3 separate regions of the Mus musculus genome follow, and regions 1 and 3 are each linked to region 2. A link is a loop called in an ENCODE intact Hi-C map of the cell type or tissue named here. Cell type or tissue: heart. All regions are shown on one strand. Links, peaks and the distances in the headings refer to the core of each region. The heading gives the core; the rest is flanking DNA.

Region 1 (8,276 bases), core at 1,730-6,729, 61 kb after region 2:
TAAGGAGGGAACCTGAAGCAAAGCTGGCTCTGGATTTCCCATGAGTTTTATTTGTCTGACCTGGGATTCACGATGTAGCACCAGGCTGGCCTCAAAAGACATCCAAACCCAGCAGTTCCCCAGCCTCTACTTCCCAAGCTCTGGGCTTACAGGTGCGAGCTACCCTGACCACCTCTGAAGTTCCTGTTAACTTGGGACATTCCTGGTGGCCAATATATTTTTGTCTTTAAAATTAAAAAAAAAAATCCCTATAGGAAAACAAAATCATAACAGCCCTGTAAATCTCTGCTCTGTGTGGTGGATGGAGGCTGGTGTGATAGAATCAATTTGTACCCAACTGGAAAAGGTAAATCCAGGTACTCTAGAAGCTGTGACAGGACAGGAGGGTGGCTGTTCTGTCAGTTGACATGAACTAGAGCCCTCTGAGAAGAGGCAACCACAGCAGAGAAAATGTCCCCATCAGACTGGCCTGTAGGCAAACCTGTGAGGCCTCTTCTTGATTCATAATGGATTTGGGAAGGCCAAGCCCACTATAGACAGTGCCACCCCTGGGCAGGGGTCTTGGGTTGTCTAAGAAGGAAACTGAGCAAGCCAGGAGGAGCAAGCCAGTAAGCAGCACTCCTCCATGGTCCCTGCTTCTGTTCCTCTCTCCAGAGTCCTGCCTTGAGTTCCTGCTCTGATGACCTCTCTCACTGTGACAGGGAGATGAAACAGACCCTTTCTCCCCAAGGTGCTTTAGCTCATAGTGTTCATCACAGCAATAGAAAGCAAAGACGACCTGTGACTCTTGTTTGCTTGTTTTTAAAGATTTATTGTTATTTATTCACATGTATATGTGTCTGTGTGAGTGCATGTTGTATGTGGGCTGGACGTGGGTGTCAGGTCTCCTGAAGCTGGAGTCACAGACAGTTGTAAGCTGCCTGCCACAGATGCTGGGAACCAGACTCTGGTCCTCTCAAAGCTCAGGGAGTTGCTTTTATCCACTGAGCTATCTTTCCAACACTTGGTTTTTGTTTTCAGTTTTGTATTTGTTTTGATAATTTCATACGTGAATTCTGTGTTTACATCTCCCCATTCCCCCTTCTCTCTCTTTCATCTCTCTGGCTCTCCTTTCCTTTACACCCTCTCACGTTCATGACTTCTTTTTTTTATTAAAAAAATTAATTAAAAAATTTTTTTGTAACAGCTTCTTTTCATTATTTTAATGTTTTGCGTGTTAGAGAAGTTGGGATTTGTCAGCCACTTTCAGCCATGAACATCTCCTGCTTCCATGATTGAAAGGCACAAATAGATGTGCTTTGTTGGGATTATAAAATAGCCCAGTCCTCGCTTGATGTGTGTAAGGTACTTTTGAACAGTAGAGTGAGTTTACCAAGCCCGTAAGTTCCTGTAAGTCTGTGGCGTGCATGGCCACAGCAGAGTAGACTCCAAATATCCTCAGATTAGTCTTATATTATCTGTTTCCTTGCCTGTAGTATGATTTACCTCTCTCTCATCCGAGAAGCCCAAGCCAGAGATAGGCTACCCTTAATATCCTTTCCTCCGAGGTTTCCTCACACTTGGATCCTGTCTATTCCTCTCATTGCTAAATCTCTTCCCATTTGCCAATGATAGTAACAATCTCTTTTCCCCTGATGGAGGTAAATGAGGGATGGTCTAAGTGATAGTTATATCTCTAGAACCCTTAGAGGACAACATGATAGTGCTAATCAGCACAGAGAAACTACTTTCCTCTGTGTTTTTCTCCATTTCCTTCCTCGTCCTTCTTCCCAACCCACTATTTCTTCAAGGCCGCATGTAGCTCAGGCTGGCATTGAACTCCTCATGAAGCTAAGTATGACTGTGAACTCCTGCCTCTACCTTCAAAGCGATGGGATTACAGATGTGCACTCCCACAGCTGGTCTATGTGGTATTGGGAATCAAATACAGGGCTTCATAAGCTGAGTTTCAGGAAGGTTTTTCTCAATTGCTTTTTTAAAAATTTAAGACTAGCTTAAAAAAAAAGCAAATGCTGTTTGGATCCCCTACTTCCAAATGCTAAGGTGTTTCTGAATCGGTTTAACTGTCATACCCCTAATTTAATGAATGATATCTTTAAAACATCGCTTTAAAAGTTCTTCTTTGGCCCATTAAGTGTAAAAAAAATCGACTTTAGTTTAATAATCTTATTCCTTTGAAAATTTGAGGTAAGTGTTAGAATATAATTTTCACAGTGAAATTTAAACTTTTAGATCTCAGTTTTCTGTTGTCACTCACGCTGTATGCAGACTTAAAGGACAGACACACCCAGGAGCACCTCTCAGCCATACAGAAAGATCCTTTCCTGCCTCACCATCTTGGTGGGTGAGAAAGTCAAGGAACAGCCACAGAGTGTCTTCAGAGAATAGAAAGTGGCTGGGTGCCCTGGAACCTGCCTCCTCCCGGGTGGGAAAGTCTACATCTGTGACACCAGAAGGGAAAAGGCTAAGGGACACGTGTCTCCCTGGCTTTGACCCAGGTGAGAACCTGAGACGGAAGAGTCAGGCTCTGCAGAGGAGGAGCTTAGTCACATGCCCAGCCCTCAGTTTTGTTATCTGCCATTGCAATTGAAGATTAAGTGGAGCTGATGTAATCTCACAGCTCATAATGCAGCTCGAAAACAGGTTTTCTTTTGGTTGATGCATTTTAAGTAATTGAATATATTTCCCATTAATTTTACTGCCCTCCATTTACCTTTGACTAGGAGCCAGTAAGAAGAAAGTATTAGAAGAGTCTTTTTGTGGTTTTTCCTTTTGAGTGCCAGAAGAAAAACTACTGTAATTTGATAGTGAAACGTTGGAAAATGATATATTTACTGTTTAGAAATACCACAAATGGGCCATACCTTTTTAAATTCATGGGTTCAAACATTCAGCTATGCCTCACTGGCTCAATCTCTGCTCATTATGCTTTATGCCGATGGAATTAAATGTGACATGTTGCCATGTTACATCAGCCGTGCCACTCTAAAATATGAAGTTTGATTAAATTCTGAAAACAAATTATAAAGATACTGTTCAGGATCATTCATGGAAATTTGTGCAATTTTCTTTTTTTTAGGCTAAAGTTGCTTTGAGGAAAGAATGAAAGAGAACCAAAATTAACCAAAGCACCCATGAAGAGGACCCAATTCTAACTTGGCTGTTGAAACCAAAACAAAGTCATCTTTAAATGAGTTAATAGTTAATTAAAAATTAGGTCCAAACTGGGTGTGGTGACACATACCTTAATTCAGCACTTGAGGGGCAGAGGCAGGTGGGTCTCTGTGAGTTCAAGGTCAGCCTGATCTACAAAGTGAGTCCAGGAGATCCAGGGCTTTATCACTCAGGGAAACCCTGTTTTGAAAAACAGACAGACAGACAGACAGATGTACTTTTGGTCCTCAGTGTCAGCACTGGCGTAATGGAGCTCACTAAGCCTTCTGGGAAGCCGGAGTTCTAGTTTGTGTCCCCAACAGTGAACACGTTTCCCAGTCACTTGGTTCTAAAATATTCACTTTTTTCTCTTGGATGTTTGAAGACGTGCATGGATGCTCTCAGCTTTATGTTATTTTTCTTGCTATGAGGATCATGGGTGTTGGGAAGAGAGCCAACTTAACACGATGCCTGTAATTTGCAAGAGGTCTTTGGAATCATCTGCTGATGGGTTTTCCTCACTCGTACATGGCCTGTCTGCCCAGCTCTGCTCTGGCTCAGTCAGTGATGGTTTAGTAGTTCTAAGACTGTACGCCCACTCTCCATGACCTATAATCACGCATCATTTGTTTTAATGGCTAAGGGAAAGAATGCAAAGTTAGTCTAGAGCTGCAGAGGCAGCTTTGCCATTGTGGGATTTCATTTAGCAAGCCTTCTAAGCGTCAGGATCTTATTCGTTCCTTTTCATTGGCACATACAATGAGTACTAAGAGTTTTTTTTGTTTTTTTTTTGTTTTTTTTTTTTTTAAAGTGTTGAGCCTGTTTTTCATGCTGGGGAGGGAGAGCAAGGGACAAGCAGCTAAACTGTGTCCTTGAGGCTGGCTTCATGCTGGGCACAATTTAGTCTTGTGACATATACGTTTTCCACCTGCGAATACATGGGAGGTGGTGACTGGGCTGCAGACAAAATCAGCCAGAGTTAGGGTAGAGTGAAACCTAACCAAAAGGCGTTTGTTGGGGAGCAGACAGGAAAGGCCTCTGGGATGAGGTCACATATGAACAGAACAGAGACACAAAGAGGAATGGTGTAGGGGCATCTGGGGACAGTCAGTCAGGGAACAGTGTGTATGGCAGGTGCAGCTTATTCTCTGAGCCAAGAACAACCTTGACACATACGGAGACAGTTTGGCTGATTGTGGGCAGAGCATGCAGGATAGGAGGACCCGGTCTTGAAGGCTGCTTAGGAAAATGAGTGAGGTAACATTTAAAACATGTACTTTGTATACTTAGAAAGAATAAAGCACCATAGAAAGTGAGGTTTAAGAATGCAAGAATATGTAATACTATAAAGTTTATTAATGACATGACTTATTTATTATAAAAATCTGATTATTTTTATGGTAGAGCCATTTGATAAAATTCATTGTTTATTGTTGATTTTGTTAAAAACAGAAAGACCTCAAGACATAATAGGATAATATCCCAGGAATGTAAGTTATTTTCATTTTAACCCCTAAAGACTTACAAAGAAGTTTGAGAGCATTGCTATTAAATTCAATACCATGTAAGGATAATATAGCATCCTCACCATTTACCAGTAGTGTTTTAAAATCACAAGCCAGTGCCTCTGGACAAGCTGAAAAACAAACAAACAAAACCAAACCAAAACAAATGTTATAAAGGCATAAAACACAGAAAAATATAATTAATTACTACTTTCAAATAATGGGATATAAGATTTTAACACAATCAAGTGAAAAACCAATTACAAAGAATTAGATAAAAACAGTAGCTTGCTGGCAAATGAGGGGTCAACACCCATAGCTTCCAAATATGCTACAATAGCCAGTGAGAAGATTTAAGAAGTAAAACCGTTATCATGAAAAAGAATAAAATAAAGCTGGGCGTGGTAGCGCGTGCCTTTAACCCCAGCACTCGGGAGGCAGAGGCAGGAGGATTTCTGAGTTCGAGGCCAGCCTGGTCTACAGAGTGAGTTCCAGGACAGCCAGAGCAACACAGAGAAACCCTGTCTCGGAGGGAAAAAAAAAGAATAAAATGCTTAAGGATGAGCTTATGTGGACTTGTGAGACCTCCAGGTCCTCCAGGTAATGCTGCTGCCGTGGGAGCCTGTCAGCCTGTGCTCACTGTCTGGAACCCACAGAAAGGTGAAAGGACTCAACAAAGTTGTCTTCTGACCTCTACATATATGCTGTGTCATGTGCAGACACACACACACACACACACACACACACACACACACACAAATTGGAGCATGAACTTACACAGTACATGTGCTGTATATGAAGGCATTAATACACCTGAGAGTTGCATAGAGATGAAAGTTAGAAAGGCTGTCATTTTCCTGGATATGGAGATGCCAGTATTCCTTAAATATCTGTGTGTTTCATGTCAGTTTAATAAAGAATATCATGAAGGTTACTTAGAGCATCCAACAAGCTATTGTCTGCTCACTTGGGGAAGTAAGTACAAATAGCTAGGAATGACGTGAGAGATTAAAGTCTAGCTTTAGGTTAGAGTAACGGAAACTCTGACATTACCACATGCTTTATTTGTCATAGGATAAAGGTGGTATCACAAATCTATGGGAGAAGATGTTTTAATGCATCTGTAGTAGTAAGATAATCAGATTATTATCTGGTGGAAAAGTACCTCAAACATTCAGCCCAAATCCACCTATTTTTTAATAGAAAATTAAAAAATTAACTAGGTTACAGAAGAAGATTGGGAAATTATTTTATAATTTTAGAGTACATATGACCTTTCTCATACAACTGAGAAAGGCGAGAGTTTTGCAACTGCAATTGTAGTTATAAAAACCCAACACAACAGGGTTGGAAAGGTAGCTCAGTGATTAAGAGTAATGGCTCCTCTGCTAGAGGACCCAGGTTTAATTATCAGCACCTACATGTCAGCTCACAACTGTCTGCAGCTTCAGTTCCATGGGATTTAACACCCCATGTAGGCATATATGTAGGCAAAATACCAATGCACATTAAATAAAAACAAGTCATTAAAAAGATTTATTTATTTTTTAAAAAGCAGAACAAAACAGTACAACAAACCCTGAACCAAATCTACACCAGCTATGAATAAAAAAGCTGGAGACAATATTTGCTTTTCATTTCCTATCTGAAGGAGCCAGTTTTTATAGGAAAGAACTCCTATAGCTGTGTTAGAAAATCACAAGAGTCTGGTGGGAAAAATGTACAGAGGGCACAAAATTAGTCTACAGGAAGGGAAACAATAGTGCCTTTAAACATTTGGAGAAATGAGTAACTTTACTCATCCTAGAAGATGTGTGTGTCATAACTTCATTGTGGTTAGATGGACAGTAAATAAAGTTTTGTAAGGTCTAGAGACAGCATGAACTCCAAACAGGAGCATCTCTTTAGTGGGCAGTTTAGTTAGCAAAATTTACAACATGATAAAAAGCCATATTCCTTAGGCTAGGAGTTTCCATTTTAGGAATTTATTCAAGGTACAAGTTGTCCTAGATATATTACACTAATATATTCTGTCAAAAGCTACATAAATACATTTGACATGCATGATGAAACGACTTATATAAGAAGATGCTCCCTGTAGAAGTGTTGATGGTGGTTGAAGATTGGAAAGAGCCATGCGATTCCTAGTAAATCCATTATAGTACAGATGAACATTAGAAAGGCCACAGTCACAAAACGCCACTCAACATTTCTAGGTAGCGACTTGTAAGACAGCCAGGACTACACAGAGAAACCCTGTCTCAAAAAAAAAAAAAAAAAAAAAAAAAAAAAACCAACAAAAAAAACAACAACAACAACAAAAAAAAACGTATTGTCAGTATATGCTGCTTGGGAAAAATGTGAGGTACAAAGCATTGTGTCTAGTATGTTTATTTGTGTAAAAGTATACGTGCGGAATTTGTTTGTTGGAGACAAAGTCTCACTGTGGAGCTGGACTAGCCATGAAGCTGGGTTAAGGTGTGTGCCAACATACGTGGACTTGGCCAAAATGTTTTATTTACATATAAAGCCAGTGACAGCTTCTGGGGAGAATAATTTTGCTAGCTGAAGACAGTCATATTCTCCTTAGGGGAAAAAGGTGGTTAGTTTTCATTTTACCCACAAGGCTCCTTTGCCTCACAAGTAGAAGAGGAGGGCTGTTTGACTATAAGTATTGTGTAATGGAACTCACACTCAGGTGATTCATCCAGGAATACATTTCCTGAAGTGTGTTTCCTGGTAACTGACAATACAAGTTCTGCAAATGAAAACCTCCTGAAAGCATCGGAACTCTGGATTGAACAAAATTAAGCTTTTTCTCCTGCACCTTACAGGAAGCATATACAGAATACAGCACTTCCAAAATTCATTTGATCATACATTTTAAACAGTAACTTAAAAGAAAATTTATATGTATGGGGGTTTTGGCTGCATGTATATCTATGCACTATGTGCCTACTGGGTGCTCAAGGAGGCCAAAAGAAGGCATCAGATCCCTGGAACCAGAATTACAGACAGTTGTAAGTGGCCTTGCCCACATGGGAATGGGACCCAGGTTCTCAGCCAGTGCTCCTAACTGCAGAGCCACCTCTCCAGCCCTAAATAGTAACTTTTGAAAAGGAACATGAAGAGCTGTCATATTGGAAATATTACTTTAATTCTTGAATTTTACTTTGTTTTTATTTTTAAATCAATCAGTATGTTTGTACTGGTTACAGTTTTTGTAAAGTTAACACAAGCTGGGGTCATCTAGGAAGAGGGGCTCCAACTGAGAAAATGCCCCTATCAGACTGGTAAGTAGACAAGTCTGTGGGGCCATTTTCTTGCTCAGTGACTGATGTGGTGCCATCCCTGGGCAGGTAGTTGTAGGTGTTATACAAAAGCTAGCTTTATGAGCTATTGAGAGCAAGCCAGTATGTAGTGTTTCTCTGTAGTCTCTGCTTCAGTTCCTGCCTTTGGGTTCCTACCTTGCCTGAGTTCCTGTTTTGGCTTCCTTCAGTGGTAGACTATCATGGGGACATGTAAGCCAAAGAAACTCTTTTCTTCCCAAGTTGCTTTGGTCATGATTTTTTTTTCACAGTAATAGGAAGCAAACCAGGAGAATGCTTTCTATTCTAA
Region 2 (8,276 bases), core at 1,185-6,184:
ATTATGAATTATTTAGAATTAGATATTGGAAATAAGAAGAAAATATAAGAGATTCATTCCCATTTCCTATAACATAAGTTCTGACTATATTAAACATAAATGTCAAATATGCAAGAAAATATAGAACACCAAGAAAAGAAAATTTCTTTCATAAACACTGGAGGCTAGGCTCTCTGGAAAACAAACTCAAAGGACTTCAGGACAGTTTATCAGATCTTGGAATCCATTCATATGGAGGATTAAAGGAAACAAACTAGGTGGTGGAGTTTTCACAGAGGCTTCAGCTGCTGGGAGGGAAGTGTGGCGCTGGCACAGCCCCTGCAGGGGTTTGGCAGAACTTTCATTATTTGCACTGACTCATGTCTGGAAGCAGGCTACCCTAAGGAGGAGGCAACAACTGATCAGGAGAAATGCTGGACCTGCTGGCTTCATCCTGTTGATAATTGGTAATATGCTGTTCTGAGTGTGGGAGTACTCATATCTCTGTGAGATGCTATTTTTAAACCTTTTGGATACACACCCAGAATGAGAGTGTTGGATCATATAGTACTCTTATTTTTAATATTGTGAAGATCTTCAGCACTGTTTTCCATACAGCAAAACCATCTTACATGCTCACTAACGCTAATAATGAATATGAGGTGGTAGCTCTGTGTGACTGTTATTCCTTTAATCCAGTTTATTTTAAAGATAAAATTAATATCAGGCATGGTGGTCCACTGTAGGTGGAGGTGTTTCCTTAATTGGCTCTTGATTGTGTCAATAAAGATGGTGGAAGCCAAACGTTGGGTAAAGAAGATAAGGTGGGATTTCCGGGTCCCTGGAGGAAGAGGAGGGGGCTAGATAAAGAGGGCTTTTGGCCAGGCTTTGAGGAGAGGAAGACATGTGCAATGTAAAGCCTGGGGGCAACTAGAACCCATGGCAGCTTCCACCACCAGCAGAATTCTAATATAGGATAGCTGATGAGTTTAGGGCAATAGATTCCCCCCAGCAGTCTTGCTATCTGGCTAGTTCTAAAATATTAAGGATGTCTGGTGTTTTCCATCCACTGAGAATCAGGTGGGCAGGTAGCTGATCTTGGAGTATAACATGGGCCGAGGCACTGGGTTTTTTAAAAATTACATGCTACAGCCCACACCTTTGAAACACAGCACTTAGGTAGAGGCAGAGGCAGGTGAATCTCTTGAGTTTAAGGCCAGCATGATCTACATAGTGACAAGCCAGCCAAAGCTATATCATAGAGGGACTTTAAAAAACAATAACAACAACAACAACAACAACCACCACCAAACCAAACTGCCTAATCAACCAAAAAACAAAACAACAACAAAACCAAAAAAACTTCCCCAGAATAAAATGATCTTATAAAAGCAATACATGCTCATTATAGAAAGTTGGGAAAAGGAAGGCAAGTATAAAGAAGAAAATCTCTCACCCTCCTGGTACTTCTAGGTGATCGATGTTAACATTTTAGCCTGGAGCTCTTCAGAGTTTTTTTTTTTTTTTTTTTTCTGACCATATACACCTATGGCTAATGATGAAATTCATCAAAAGGCCTCCTATTTTCTTATGAATATATCCTGTACCAGGTTCTATCTGCCCCCAAGGGAAAGTACCCCAAACAACTTGCATAAGTATATTGTAGATCTAAAGGTACTTAAAAACATAATCCTGAGAGCATGCTATTTGGTAGACTAAATCTGGTTAGGACAAAACTTACTTAGTTCCTATTGGAGAGTTGTTTATGAAATTTTCCCACCAATAATACATATTTACAATGATTTCTTTTGATAAATTTCTAGAAATTGCCTGGAAAACAAAATGTTTAGTGGCTGCTTATTATACTGTCTGAACTGTGTTCAGAAGTGAAAATATATTGTCACAACACAGTGAAATAAATACAATCATTACCTCTTCTCAAAGAGAAAGTTAAAACACAAGACTTGAATTTATTTGATTAGGGTCACAGAAATGGAAAATATAGGCCTGGAACTTGAATGGATAGCCTGGGCTATGATGATTCAAGTACAGGATAGGAAGATGCTAGAAGAGTTTAAGAAAAAGTATACCTTGTCTTACTAGTGAAGTGGAGCCTCACCACTTAATTATTCCCATAGGAATTGAAATCATCAAAAAACAACCCTTTTGCTCTGTTTGTTTGTTAGGACAATTTCTTGGCAGGATGATTATTATTCTAACAGGATGTACAGCGTTTGTTACTGAGCTCAACTCTAGAAGATAATACAAATTTACATTTACTCTATGGATGGCAATGTTTTCCTGTCCTTTTAGTTTCGATTTCAAGGCACCCAGGACAATGCTTCTCTTTGCTGCACTTTAGGGTCCTTAGTCAGAGATGACGGCATTTCTCTACTTCTTCATATGGATGTTAAGGTCGATAATCTAATGAGCTCTTTGAATAAGATTGTGTGAGAGTGTGTCTGGATTTGTTAATTTTTTTTTTTTTTTTTGAGACAGGGTTTCTCTGTGTAGCCCTGGCTGTCCTGGAACTCACTGTAGACCAGGCTGGCCTCGAACACAGAAATCCTCCTGCCTCTGCCTCCCAAGTGCTGGGATTAAAGGCGTGCATCACCACCGCCCAGCAGAATTTGTTAATGGAGGAACATTACTTTCCCTTTTACATTTAACTCAAAATTTCTGGCATTTAAAATGGAACAAATTTAGAAACACAAGGTAAAACTTTATATAACTGCATTTACAAATGGGAGTAAAAGCAGGAAGAGTGAGGAATGTTTGGCTTCTTCAATAAAGAAGTCTAATTTCAGTGTCTTAATATTATGTATATAGTTCAGCCAAAGAGAGTATACAGGAATAACACTGGGAAGGAAAAATCTATTTTGAAAGGCTAACATATTACTAATTGTATTATTTGACCTTTTATTACTGTAACAAAATACTTATGTCAACTTAAAAAGAGGGAAGGTTCATTTTGGTTTACAGTTCATTATCAATTGCCCATTTGCTTTGGCCCTGTGACAGTAAAGCACACCACTGTGGGTGCTCATGACATTTGAGAAAATGCTTATTTTATAATTGTTGAGACTGTTAATGTTTTTGTTCTTCAGCCCCCCAAGAGTGCTTGACAAACAAAAGTTACCCAATGGGTATTTGCTGAGTAAAGGAATGATTTGCCCATATTCCAAAGGCAGAGCAGACCTGTGACCTGCTGTTCGCAAAACCCTGCTCTCTTATTCCGTCCCCCCTACCCCCGATTTATATTCAGGAACCATTTTTTTTTTATCTTCAGGCGGCAAAAGCGAAAGTTGGTGATTCGGGCATGGTGGTGGTGGTGGTGGTGGTGGTGATGTACAGATAGTAGGAGAAAGCATGAAGTTTGTACCATCCAGTTGCTATGGGTGCAAGGAAAATTAGAAAACTAGATCTGCCCGATTTTGGTTATCTCCGGAGGTCATTCATGCAGAACAAAGGAAGACTCTTCCTCAGAAGCAGGATTTGGTGAGGCGCCAGTAGGATGCTGTGGTGGAAAACCTCCACATCCGTTTTCTCAGACTGTGGTGTAGCCCCATCCGCTGGGAGGAGGACTCAATTCAAGTTTCAGCCACACTAACCACAGGGCAATGCAAATAGCAAGAGAGCCGCTAACCAAGATTCAAATTCCTCCTATGGGATTTAAAGTACAGGAAGCAGAGCCTGGACAGACCGTCCAAGCACATAGGGCGTGGAGACTGAAGGGGAGAGCTGGCGTGGCATGCTGTTCTCAGTCCTTAGGCAAAGGTCGCCCCAGGTCGAGGGTTGGGCCCTGGAAGAGGATAATGTACCACACAGTGCCAAAGGGCCACCACCTCCCTGCTGTTCTCCATTCTCCTGAGCTCCGAGTTGCGAACTTTCATCCTTGCTAAGGACTATTCATTTAACAGCCCTTTCTTTTTGGCTGGAGGTAGGGTGGCAGTGGGGACAGTTGCCAGTGAATGAACGACACACACCTATGCAATACCCTCAAGCTCACAAATAAGGTCCGAACGACTAAAATTACCCCTAAGAAACTAAACTGCAAAACTGCAACTCTTTGCTTCCTTGCTGGAACCAAATGGCCTCCTGTTCATTCAGGCGAGTTTTCCAGTCCAGTAAAAGGAGATCACGTTCATCTTTTGCCTCAGATCTACTGGGACTGTCCTGTCATGTTAAAGTTCAAATATCTCAGGAAGACGAGACCAGGCGAAGGGAATCCGCGTGGGGCGATGCGTACGGCTCCGCACTCAAACCTTCTGGAAGTGGGAAATCTAAGACGTCCGCGCGTCGCGGTGTGCAGCTTCCTTTCCTCAGAAAACCCTAGAAACCAGCCGGGCGTGCCTGCCTGTCAGGCGTGACGCGGGAGGAGGGATGAAGTTCGCCAGAGAGGCGAGCCCCCAAGGGCGAGGCGTCCTCCACAACGCTCCAGTTCAAGTTTCGGTGGAAACTTTCTCGCAGAGGCCCCGCCCCCTTCACCTAGGAAACCGGTGCGCGCTGTAGTCGCGCAATTCGAGTCTCCCGAGCACCTGGCGGAGGCGGGTCTGGGCGACAGGGCGGGGCTTACTGGGGGCGGGGTCGGAGGCGGTGGAGGCCCTGGGGGCGGGGCCCCTGAGTCGCTCGGCAGGTTGGGCCCCGCCCCTGCCACCTCCCTGCCTCGGAGGGTGCGGGCTGTGGGGCGGGGACCAGCCCGAGACCTGCGAAGCTCCGTCACCCGCTGACGTGCTGGAGAAAAGTTGTGCCCCGACCTTCTCTAGCTGGGTGATTTGTCCCCGGGTCCTCAGACTGAGTTGAAGCCAGGGCTGGAGGTCACCGCGCCCAGACGCCCGAGGGCAGCTGCCCGGGCGCCTGGAGTTGGGTGTTAGGCCCAGAGGAGCCGGCTCAGTCCTCTGTTGTGCCCTGTGCGCTGGAGGCTCGGTTGTTCTCCCGCACCCGGGACCGTCGCACAAACTTTCTGACTGTCTAGGGGACACTGCGTAGCAGGAGGATCCGCGGCCGCACGCAGGTAAGAAATCTGTGCTTGAAGGCTTGCTTTTATTTTATTTTAGGGTGTTGGAGGAGGAAGAGACTGTCCCGAGAACCTCCTTCCTGCATCCTGCTGGGTGGCAGGAGCAGGTTTTGGAGAGAGGACTGGTAGGACGGCTGGGGAAGTCCAGTGACTACCCGGGACGCTGGGGGCTCCTGCAGGCGACGTTACTCAGGACTGACCCTGGAAGAAGAAGGCCAGCTTGTTTTGACGGAGGAAGATGTCATCAGGCTCTCCACCTCTTTTCTCAGTCCCTTGGGTCGCAGCGCCTGGGTCCCCCAGGAATAATTGGCAGAGACGATGAGATCTAGGTCTGTCTTCCTCTCCAAACCTTTCCTGGCATACACCAGAGTCAGAGGCGGTGCCACTGGGCTTGCAGCACTTTCCTGCTGTGAGGAATTTATTGTTGGGTTACTGTTGCTCAATTTCATAAATTCTCTGATGAAACTGAGTTTGAGTTATGGTTATCAGTGTGTGTATATGTATGTATGTGCGCGTGTGTGTGTGCTTGTTTTCCCTGGTTTCAACAAAGCTCCCTTGTTAACCCCACTCCTGCGAGGTTAGCTAGCTATTGTTTTATTTCAAGCTCGGGTGGGTGAGGTGTTGGGGGTGACAGCTACTGTGTTTGCTTGGAGTTTTGGGACTCCTGTGAGTGGGTGCTGAGAATTAGCCCAGGTTGGCTTTAGCCTCCTGTACTTGACAGATCAGCTGTCAACTATTCTACAGGTATTGCAGCCCTAGCCATCCAGGCGCAGGGGGTACCACATCCCCTCCTTTAAGAGAAAAGAGCTCCAAATGAAGACAGGCTGTTCTCAGGAGGAGGAAGGGGGTGGGGTGGGCGGGGGAGATGGCAGACCAATTGTTGCTTTCTTTAGATGGGGCCTACTACTCTGTGGGCTGCTCTGGGAGGGCCCTGCTATCAAGTTCATCTCATTAGGAAGTCAGCTGCTTTCAGCTAATAGCCATAGCAGCTCTGATGAAATTATATAGGTCATTGAAAAATAATTCCTGCTTAATCACCTTTATCCTGTTGATTAGCAAGGGGAAGATTTCCTGTCCTTAATGTACCTGCCTGACCTCTCTTGTGCACCTGGTGTGAAGATGCACCTGGTGTGAAGCTGCCTGGACCTAATGGACCCCAGCCAATGTCCTCATTTGGATAATGTCAGTGGTCTTGGGAAAGAAACTGGGTGAGAGATTCAGTCCAATATGGTAGACAGGTTGGCTTTATTTCTCAGATAAAGACTGATTTCTTTGAATACCAGCAAATTCTTTCTCATGACACTGATAAGAATTTTATCCATCTTTGCTTTGATACAAGTTAAGTTTGAGGTCTCGTATGCCGTTTGTCTTATAGTCTTAGGAATAAGATTAAATTACATGGGAGGAAAGGCAAGAGAGGCTGGCATTGCTGAGGTGGATCTAGAATGGTTGAGAGTGGTGTAGTCATTTAGGCTCACCTGCCCAGCTAGCTTTTTCTTGTTTCTAACTGCTGGATAGTTCTGTACCTCCTAGGTTTGGTTCAGAGCTCTTTCTGTGAAGTTCTTCCCCTAGCAGGACTCTAAGAGTCAATAGCTATAAACCAAGAAACAAATGCACAAATGTATGCAGCAAGGTGGGGGTGAACAGAGAAGCTGGGGAGTAAAATTGTTAGCTTATGTTACTTTTTTTTTTTTCTACAAGGTTTTAAGGTCAGTGCCTCATGCTTGCTAGGGAAGCACTCTATTCCCCGGTGACATCTTCTGTTGCTTTTAGAGGAGAATTTGATGAAGAATATCCCTCCTGTGTGGAAATATTACAAACTGACCATCTCTGATCTCTTCGTAGAAACTTGAGCTTCATTCTCTGTGCGCTTGTCCACAGGCCTGTCCAAAGGGCAGACCCTCGGGCTCTGGCTTTGACGCTCAGTTTACAGCTACTTCATCTTTATTCTCACTGAATTCCAAGCCATGGTTAGTAGAGGAATGGTGTTGGAAGAGTGAGCAGAACTCCAAGGAACTTGTTTATGGATCTCTTGGATAAAACACTAACAGAGACAAACCTTTCTACAGTGTCACGATTGACAAGTGCTTTCAGGCGGCCATATTTAAGCAGTGTAATGTGAACACCTTCCAGTCAGTACATCGTACGTACCTAGACTACACAGGAGGAAAACAGATGAGGCTCAGAGTTGTAAAGAGAATTGTTTAGGACATACCCAGGTTCTGGGAATAGTAGTGCACTGAGACTTGAATTTAAGATTTTTGACTTATGGGGCAGACTTCGATTTTTTTCCCCTGTTACAATTCATGAAGCTTTTGGATGTTAAAATGGGATTTTACTTTATTTATTTATTAGAAGGTGTGTGTGTGTGTGTATATGTGTTTTGGAAGTCAGAGGACAATGTTAGGTGTTTTTCTTGGTATCCTTCACCTTATTTTTTGAAACAGGATCTTGTAGGAACAGAATTCTGAGGGGATTTCCTGTCTCTACCTCCAGCACTGGGATTGCAGGTTCACTGACACCATCTCTGGCCTTTTTACTTGGTGCTTAGAGCAAGTGCATTGCTGATCAAATTATTTCTCTAGCCCAATATGTGAATTTATCAAAATGTACTTATTTATTTATTTGAGTGTGAGAGAGTGGAAGTGAGGGCCAGAGAACACATTGATGCCCTGGTACGCGTGTGCAAGTCAGAGGGCAGTGCTTGTGGAGTTGATTCTCTCCGCCTGCCTTTACATGGTTCTCAGTGTAGAAACGCAGTTCAGTAGGCTCACTCTTCAAGCTCCCTTAGCCTCTGAGCTGTCTGTGGCCAGCCCCAGATCTTATCCTTACTAACCCCAATGAGAACTCCTATGGAGACGGGACACCGGAGTATGTACACACACACATACCACACACACACACATACACACACATATCACACACACCATACCACACACACACACACACACACACACACACACCACACACCACACACCATACCACACACACATACACACACACACATACACACACACACACACACACACACACACCACACAGAATCACTGGAAAAAACCCCACAACAGAACCCCCAAGCCCAACCCAATGTAGCAATAATTATGTCCTTTAGAAGCACTGGAGTAGCCGGGCGTGGTGGCGCACGCCTTTAATCCCAGCACTTGGGAGGCAGAGGCAGGCAGATCTCTGAGTTCAAAATAAATAAATTAGTTAATAAATTAATTAATTAAAAAAAGAAGCACTGGAGTAACTATAAGAAGAAATAGCTGTAGGTTGAAGA
Region 3 (8,276 bases), core at 1,952-6,951, 74 kb after region 2:
TGTTAATGATGCTGTTGATTTATGGTATGGATTTATTTAGCTACATATGTTTTTATTCTCTTCTGAAAGCAATATGGAATTATTTTATAACACAATATTTTATAACAAGATGGAAGAATCAGAATTGGAGAGATGGCTTACAGGTTAAAAAGCACTTGCTCTTCTTACAGAGGACTTGAGTTGGGTCCCCGCCATCTTCAGGCATCTCACAAACACCTGTAATTCCAGCTCTAAGAGAGCCAGTGCCCACCTCTGGCGTCTGTGGGCCCTGCATACACATAACTTTCCTTCACATAGACATACTTGTAGATATAACTAATGAAAATAATCTTGAAAATGGAAGAATTTCTTGCTTTCTGCTGCCTAGCAGGGTCTTCTCATTTTTTGGCTAGCATTCACATTTTGAAATAAAAATATACTTTTTACTTACTTAAAAATTTAAAAATATGTATTTTTGACTTTTGATATATGCATATAATACCTTTGATCACAGCATCTCCCTTTTACCATCTTTATACTGCTCCCACTCTTTACGGTGTTTCCTTCCTAACAAGCCCCTAACTACCTTCATGACTTAAAAAAAGTATTAGGGCTGCTTCTGTGAGCGTGCGCATGGGGTTCCTAATTGAACTGTGAACTCAATAGTGGCTATAGCACTGAAGAAAACTGGCTTCCAGTTCTCAGCAGTCATGAATTGCCTATTTCTCCTACTGAGCCTCACGAGCCCTTTATTCATCCACAGTGGAATGTTGATGGACTCAGAGTGTTGTTGTTGCTGCTGTTATTGTTGCAAGTCTTGAATAGGTAACCACAGCTTCTCTGATCTTGAGTGCAGTGGTCATGCCATGTCTAGGAGACAGCAGTTCATAGCACCTCTCTACATCTATATCTGTTTGCATCTTCTTTCAGAATGTTCTCTGAGCCTCGGATGAGGGTTATAGAGATAGATGTCTCATTTAGGGTGAAACACTCAACACTCATCATCAGCTTGTTTACCAGTTATGAGTCTCTGCATTAACCATTGACCACTACAAAAGGGAACATCTCGGACCTATGGATGTTGGAATGGATAATCTTAGTTATCAACTTGTTCTAGAATCTCCTGAGAGAGATACTTCTGGGCTTGCCTGTGGGAATTATTTGCACGAGGTTAATTGAAGTGGAAGACTCATCCACTGTGGGTAGCATCATTCCCTGGCCTGGGAATCTAGACTATAAGAAGAAACAGTGAGCTGAGCACAATCATTGCTTTCTGCTTCTTGACTATGCACGCAGTGTGACCAGTTAGCCTCTTGATACTAGTTGGTCTGTGACTTTCTGGCCATAATAGATTATATCCTGAAACTGTAAGCCAAAATAAAACCCTTTCTTTCTGCCTTAGGTTGCTTTGGCCAGGGTATGTTATCATAGCAACATGAAAAAGTAAGAAAGACAGGTATAAACATAAATATTTGAAGACCATTTGACAACATGTCCATGTAGGAGAACAACAATAGTATGTTCTCCTATACTAAGCCTGTTACCTCCCCAGCCATGGGCTTTTGAGTAGGTTTGCAGAACCAGGGATCATTTTCCTCCCATGGAAAGGGTCCCTAATCCAATTAGAAAGCAGTTGGTTACCTTTATCTACATCATGCCATTATTGCACTAGTGGGCATCTCTTATTGGCAGGTCAGTACTGTAGTTCATAGGATCCTCCACTGGATAAGATTATTGATGTCTTTTTACCTCAGTGCCTGCATAGCATCTTCTGATGCTATGAAAGACAGCCAGCAGGGAGGAAGCTTGCAGCTCAGTTTTAGCTTACTTTCTCAATGTCCTGCCATCACAAGGTGTGGTGTCTACAGCAATGGGGTCTTACTGTCTAGTTCAGGGAGGCCACCAAGAACAATGACAATGTCTCTGAGGCTTCCCCATATGTTTTTATTTTTATGATAAAAAACAAATGTGACCTAAGGACACCTCACCCAGTACACAAATAGAAGGAATGTAGGCTTGTATTTGTAATTTATTATTAGCGATGATGAGGCATTTCCTTCCTTTCTGTAGATTTTTGAGTCTTCTGGTGGTTTCTGGACAGAACCAAATGTTAAAGAAGTCTGCGTTCCTCTGAAAGGTGAAGCAAACAAATACAACCCAACAGTGTGCTACTGAAGAAAGCATTCACAGGTAATGTTTTTCTTACTGCGCTTGTTAGTTTGAGTCTGTTGGGAGTCACCTGGGAGGGGGAACCTCAGCTGAGGAATTGCTTTCATCAAAACAGCCTGGCCCATGGGGCATATTCTTGCTTAATGATTGATGTGGCAGGACCCAGCCCACGGTGAGTAGCACCAGCTGTTGTAGGTGATCCTTCAGTTTAGAAGAAAAACAAGCCATGGAGCGGATCTGTAAGCAGTGCTTTTCTGTGGTCTCTGCTTCAGTTTCTGCCTGTGGGTTCCTGCCTTGGCTTCCCTTAGTTGGTAGACTGTAAGCTGTAAGATGAAATAAAACTTCCTCTCCAAGTGGCTTTTTGGTCATGGTCCTTATCATAGCAACAGGAAGCAAACTAGGATCTTTGTGGGGTTAATATTGGTATGCATCCAGTTATATTTAATAAACTAGTTTTTAAATCAGCTCTACTTGAATATATCTGTATATCCAGGTGAACATTATCACGTTCAAAACAGAATTTTTGAGAATTTATACGCTATTTTCTACTCAAATATTTACAAAACATTTCTTTGGGAATGCCTTCTGCACCCCGCCACCCCATTCTCCCTCCACCCCCCACCTGCCCCATGACATCCTCTTAGGCATCCTGTTTTCTGTGGAGGCATCTGTCAGCACTGTGGCACTGTATTTGAGAAACAAGAGAAATGCTTTTGGCTAAGTAGAAACACTATTTATGTTGACTAAAACCAAAAAGAAGAAATAATATAAGGCAAATAGTTTTCCTTTTTGTTGTTTCTGTGTGTAATTGAAGCCCTAGAAGGGAGTGTGTGGTTAAACAGTGATGATATTGTTAAAAAAAAGTGATTAGGCCATGTCATTTACAGAGAAACATTATTTATTTGTCTTATAAATATTGTTGTTCCTTCTTATTAAGATCAATCAATCTGTCATGGTTACAGAAATGTTACTTTATTAATCAGGTTAAACAAGATGATATCCAAACTCTCTTATGCTGTATACCTCTCAGCCTTTTTAATTTGCCTCTCATAAGTGACTCCCTGCAGGTGTTCTGGAATGTTTCTCAAAACGTTATCAGAGTGCTTGTTAAAATACACATTTTAAGTTTCAAATTACAGGGCTGGTAGTCTAGAGAATGCTTAGCATGGATGAGGTCCTGGGTTCAATCCTTCACACACTTACAGTTCAGATTATTAGATTCCTTCATGATGAGGGATGGGAATCAGCATTTTATCAGTGTCACCAAACATCGACACCTCGTAAAGGACAAAACCAAACTTCTATGTGTATGTGTGCATGTATGTATGCATGCATGCATATGTATATATGTATATATATACATATATATATATATACACACACATATGTGTGTGTGTGTGAGTGCATATACATGTATATATACCTAGACATATCTGCTTAATAGTTATTTACTTGATTTCTGCTTTGAGTGCTGTAATTTATCATGTTATTTTGACAAAGATTGTATTTCTGAATAACTTATAAGGTCAAATTAAAGATATATTTGGATAAGATTGAATAAAACATTTGAACTTTATGGCTACATTAGAAACGGAAATGTTTTTTCCTGGATGTAAATAGGCATATAAATTTCTCATCTAGATGCCACATATTAAGTTGTATTAAGCATCTACTTTCCAAATGGCTTAGTAAATCTAGGGCAGAGACTAACAGGGTGGCAGCGAAGGCCCCTGGAACCCATGCTGTGCCATACTGAGCATCCAGGGCGGCATCTCTCAGTAACATGCTGAGGTTGGGCTGTGCTTATGCTCTGGAAAGACAAGATGTTTTCTTTCTGCTGTCCTGAGATCTTGTGAATGCTTCAAGCCCTTCAAATGAAAGGAAATATTAACATGAAATGAAGCTGCCGCTTTGGTAGGAAACTGTTTTCATGTTATCCCTGCAAGTCTATCTTCTGTTATCCTCTGATGGTTTAAAGTGCTAGTTTCCAGGGTCTAAGTGGACTCAACATCATGACGGTAAAGACTGGGCACCCAGGAATCCTGTCCAAACTCTGGATCCCTCCCCAGCAGTTCACCTGCATAAACATTGTTTGGAACCTGTTCTTGCCTCTTGGATCCAGTAGGCAATTTTTTTTTTGAAAGAATGATTCTTAATAGTGTGTTTTGTTTTTTGTTTGTTTTTGTTTTGTTTTAATGGTTATACTAAGTATTGTACTTTTAGAAATGAAGTGTTTTGTTTTTGATTTTTTTGGTCAAGGTCAGGAGGACATTGGGAGCTACAAAGAGAATATGAGATATAAGAGCAAATATTATAATATATAAGACATAAAGTCTGGTGGGATACCTAGAAGTCAGAGGGACCAGCATATGTTGTAGGAGTAACAGTGACTTGGATAATGAAGGGATCTAACATTCACATGCATGTCTTGGGAGGAAAAGATCACAGACACTGAAGGTGCACAGCAGGAACACAAATGGTAAATTGATCTGAAATGGACTTTAACGCATCCAGACAGCACAGCATAACACACACGGGGTGTCCTGAGGAGGTGCCGTCCGCAGAATTCATCTGTTATGAACTTGGGATGTTCTCAGAACAGTAAGACAAATAGCAGGCAGACAGGGGCAATTACAGATATTCCGAGCTGTTGAGAGAGAATTACATATTTGAATACACTATTTGAGGGTTAAGAGCTGTCTAAATAAGAGAGTAGCAGTAAGAGCGGCCTTGGAATGCAGCCGTGGTGCTAGCATGCTGGGGATGTGAGTCACGCAGAGTGGGTGATGGGAAGGCCTCTGAGGGTTCTCAGGCTCTGTGAGAACCAGTGGGAGGCCACTGCAAAAGATGATTTCCAACAACAATCTGTCTTCAAGAGTTGTTCGGGACTAGAGTTTTCTAAGTAAATAACACTAAAGGATCTTCCAAAATGAGTTATGGTTGGGCAGTCAGGTAGCGACATTAAAAACAAAACAAACAAAACCAAAAACCAAACAAACAAGTAAAAAACTCGAAAACTAAAAGTCTGAAGTTTAAACATTTTTATTTCCACATACCTCTTTATAATCTCTTAGGTTTGAATCTTCTTTTGTGCCTGAAGTGTATTTGTTTGTTTAGCCACCTTTGTCTCTTCATACAGTTTATGAACTTCATAATTTCATTCCCTGTTGTTTGGTTTGTTCCTAGCATTGAAAGTCTCGTCTAAGAGACCTTAATAGTTTAGAACATTTATGTTTGATTATGTGTGCTGTTTACTTTTCTGGGTTTTTGTCTGTTTGTTTTGAGACAGGATTTCACTCACTTGCTCAGGGTAACCTTGAACTCATGGAAGTCCAAGTGCTGGGATTACACGTGTGAGCCACCACACCTGGCACCTGTTTTATTTTCAGCATAGTTTTTGAAATACCTTATCTTTTGGGCATGTGAGTGTTCCTGTCACACTTAGAAAACAACTCTAACATCTCCATGACAGGAGTTTTCTATACAGTGGCCTCGTTTGAGCCCCATCATCCTTACTGGGAACTTGTTAGAGATGTATATTTTGGGGTTAAGTCAGAAGCCCCTAGGGCAGAGTCCAGTTTGTGTTAATGAGCCACCCTGCTGATTCCAGGGCAGGTTGGAGCCTGGCCCTAGACCTATTGATAGCTCTGTGCTGTTGCTGAAGTCACACCTGTTCCTGCCCTTGGTCCCCTGAGCAGGTGGATTAGGGGTTCTCAGCCTTTCAGAGCTTGTTCACATGCTTACCCAAATCACCCCCTTAAACAAAAACACAACACTAAACCCATCAATGAAAACAAAAACAAACACTTCCCCTCAAAGGGCCTTGGGACTCAGTGACCTCTGACCTCATGCTCTGCCAGCAGTTTGGCTGGTTTCAGGTGACCCAGTTATCAGCAGTCCAGTCAGCTCTCCAAAATAGTTCTCATAGCTGTGGTCTAGACTAGGCAGCTATCTATCTTCTCCAGCTCCAGAGCCAAGGCAGTCTAAATGGCTTCTTTGGGCTTGGTAACAGAAACCCAGGGGCCAGAACTTTATTTGCAAACAGCAATTTGGACTCTTTTTCATAAAAGCCAACCGTGTTTGATTTCTTTCCTTGAAAAGTTTGATTTTTTTTTTTCAAATCTACTCAGATTACTCTTTTTTTTTTTTTTTAAGGTTTTCCTGAGGCTTATCCTCCACAGTTTCTCTGTGAAAAGAGTTTTTTAGCTTGTAAACTTAGAAGTTTCCTAAGCATTTGCTCTGGGTAGTTCATACAGATCATTTAAACAGTGGTTCCAGGGAGCCCCACCCCTCACTGCCCAGCTGTGTGGGGTCTCTATGAGGCTTCCTTAGAGTGATGCCTCCTTCATCTCAATAGTACTAACTTTTTTTAAAAAAGTCTTTAAGTGTATTCTTACTGGGATTGGTGTTTGCATGTCTTTCTCTTGTCTTTCACTCTTTTCCCTCTGTCCATCCCTTGACTAGAGGAACTTCCTAAGCTTCGGTCTCTTCTGTAGTTTGAACTGTGGACAGACTCCAGGGCCTCACACATGATAAAAATATATTCCACCACTGACCTACACTCCCAGCCCCCAACATTTTGCCTATGGGAGCCTCCAAGTTCTTTTTCTGTACGCATTTCTTTGTGTCTGCTATATCCTCCTTTGGATGCCACCCCGACACTAGTCTGTATCAAGTTATGTCCCATTCCCACAGCTCGGTCCCTCCTCCCAGGCACCTACTAGCTGATCCAATCTAGAACCAGAGCCATTGTCCTCGCCTGGATCTGTGGCCCTGTCAATCTCTCAACTCAGCAAGAGGCGCCGCCATCTATCAGCCTAGTGTTTCTAACATTTTCTTGGCATCTCCCTTGTTACAAACCAGTGTTTAGAAGCTTTTGGTAACTCTTCTGCAAATCCCAAGATAAATTCTGTTATCTTTGCCATTACTCTGCAGGGCAGGGAACCAACGCACATACAGTCAAGCTGTTTTCCTGAGGCCACAGAGCTATCAGTGGAGGCAGGATTCAAGCCAGACTGTTTCTGCAGAGCACAGGGTGTAACTCCCATGTGCTTCTTTCTTCTCTTATAGGTGTTGTACTAGCTAGGATTCTTATTGCTGTAATGAAACACGATGACCAAAAGCAACCTGGGGAGAAAAGGCTTTACTTGGCTCACACTTCTACATCATAGCTCATCACCGAAGGAAGTCAGGACAGGAACTCAAATAGGACAGAACCTGTAGGTAGGAGCTGATGGAGGCCATGCAGGAGTGCTGCTTACTGACTTACTCCTCATGGCTTGCTCAGCCTGCTTTCTTATAGAACCCAGGACTGGGGCAACCATGCCCGCATTGGACTGGGCCCTCTTCCATCAATCACTAATTAAGAAACTGCCCTAAAGACTTGTCTGCAGCTCAGTCTTATAGAGGCATTTTCTCAGTTGAAGTTCCTCTCAGGTGACTATAGCTTATGTCAACTTGACATAAAACTAGCCAGCACAGGTGACAAGGCTAGAAATCCAGGCTTACTCTTCACCTTCTCATTCCTGCTTGCCTGATTGAACCTTTTGATTTCATCTTCCTTAAACTGTGTGTCCATCTCTGCATTTCATTGTAAGGATTCATAGACTGGTTCTCCATCACCCCTGCCTCTACCACTATAACTAATGACCCTTCCCATTCATACCCCACTCTGGTTTTTAAACATTCAATGTTATTATTCTTCCTAGTGTTAAATGTGATCTGCACACACTTTTTTTTTTTTTTAAACCAGCCCAGTTCTTGTACTGTCAGTTATCCATAAGGCAGACGGCAGACAGCAGACTTTCTCTAGAGGCTACTTCATTGTGAGAAAGCCCTACCAATTCTGGGGCTCCAGATGGTTAAGAACCACACCATAAGGCAGAGAGCTGCAAGAGAGTCAGTAACTCCTTAGTGATACTGGACACTCAGAGGGGTAGGAAATTAAGGAGAAATGATGGGTTTTGATTAGTCTTTGACTATTTTCGTCCTTATTGTAATGAAAATATAATAAAGGAATTCGTTATCTAGTCTAGCTGAGGAAACATAGCCTATACTTTCGTGGGTCCCCAGCAGAAAGCTGCTCCATCCCACCTCTGCCAAGCTGTGTTTCGGCCTCTGTGGTTGAC

What was found. Hi-C counts contacts between places; a loop is a spot of excess contacts. Peaks named below come from ENCODE experiments on the same cell type or tissue, not always from the same donor. Only the 100,000 strongest peaks of a DNase experiment are listed, where the experiment ranks them.
Region 1: it touches region 2 in a loop (2.1-fold over the local background); 2 of 42 quality-filtered maps call a loop at or near these places.
Region 3: a loop joins it to region 2, with 1.9 times the contacts of the local background. A loop is called at or near these places in 2 of 42 quality-filtered maps.

The regions. Positions count from the first base shown.
Region 1 is chr3:85,823,482-85,831,757 of GRCm38, reverse strand. No RefSeq gene overlaps it. Among named protein-coding and RNA genes, the nearest start is that of Glt28d2, 60 kb to the left of the region's middle. In heart, for the core only: no CTCF peak of the experiment used is centred there; a DNase peak (open chromatin) is centred at 4,217.
Region 2 is chr3:85,883,844-85,892,119 of GRCm38, reverse strand. It overlaps Glt28d2 (glycosyltransferase 28 domain containing 2), which reads left to right and starts at 4,602. Exons shown (of 2, transcript NM_177130.3): 1 at 4,602-4,993. In heart, for the core only: a CTCF peak has its summit at 3,547; DNase peaks (open chromatin) are centred at 3,599, 4,529 and 5,299; H3K4me3 peaks cover 2,187 bases; H3K27ac peaks cover 1,708 bases.
Region 3 is chr3:85,811,065-85,819,340 of GRCm38, reverse strand. No RefSeq gene overlaps it. Among named protein-coding and RNA genes, the nearest start is that of Fam160a1, 69 kb to the right of the region's middle. In heart, for the core only: no CTCF peak of the experiment used is centred there; DNase peaks (open chromatin) are centred at 4,910 and 6,010; H3K27ac peaks cover 545 bases.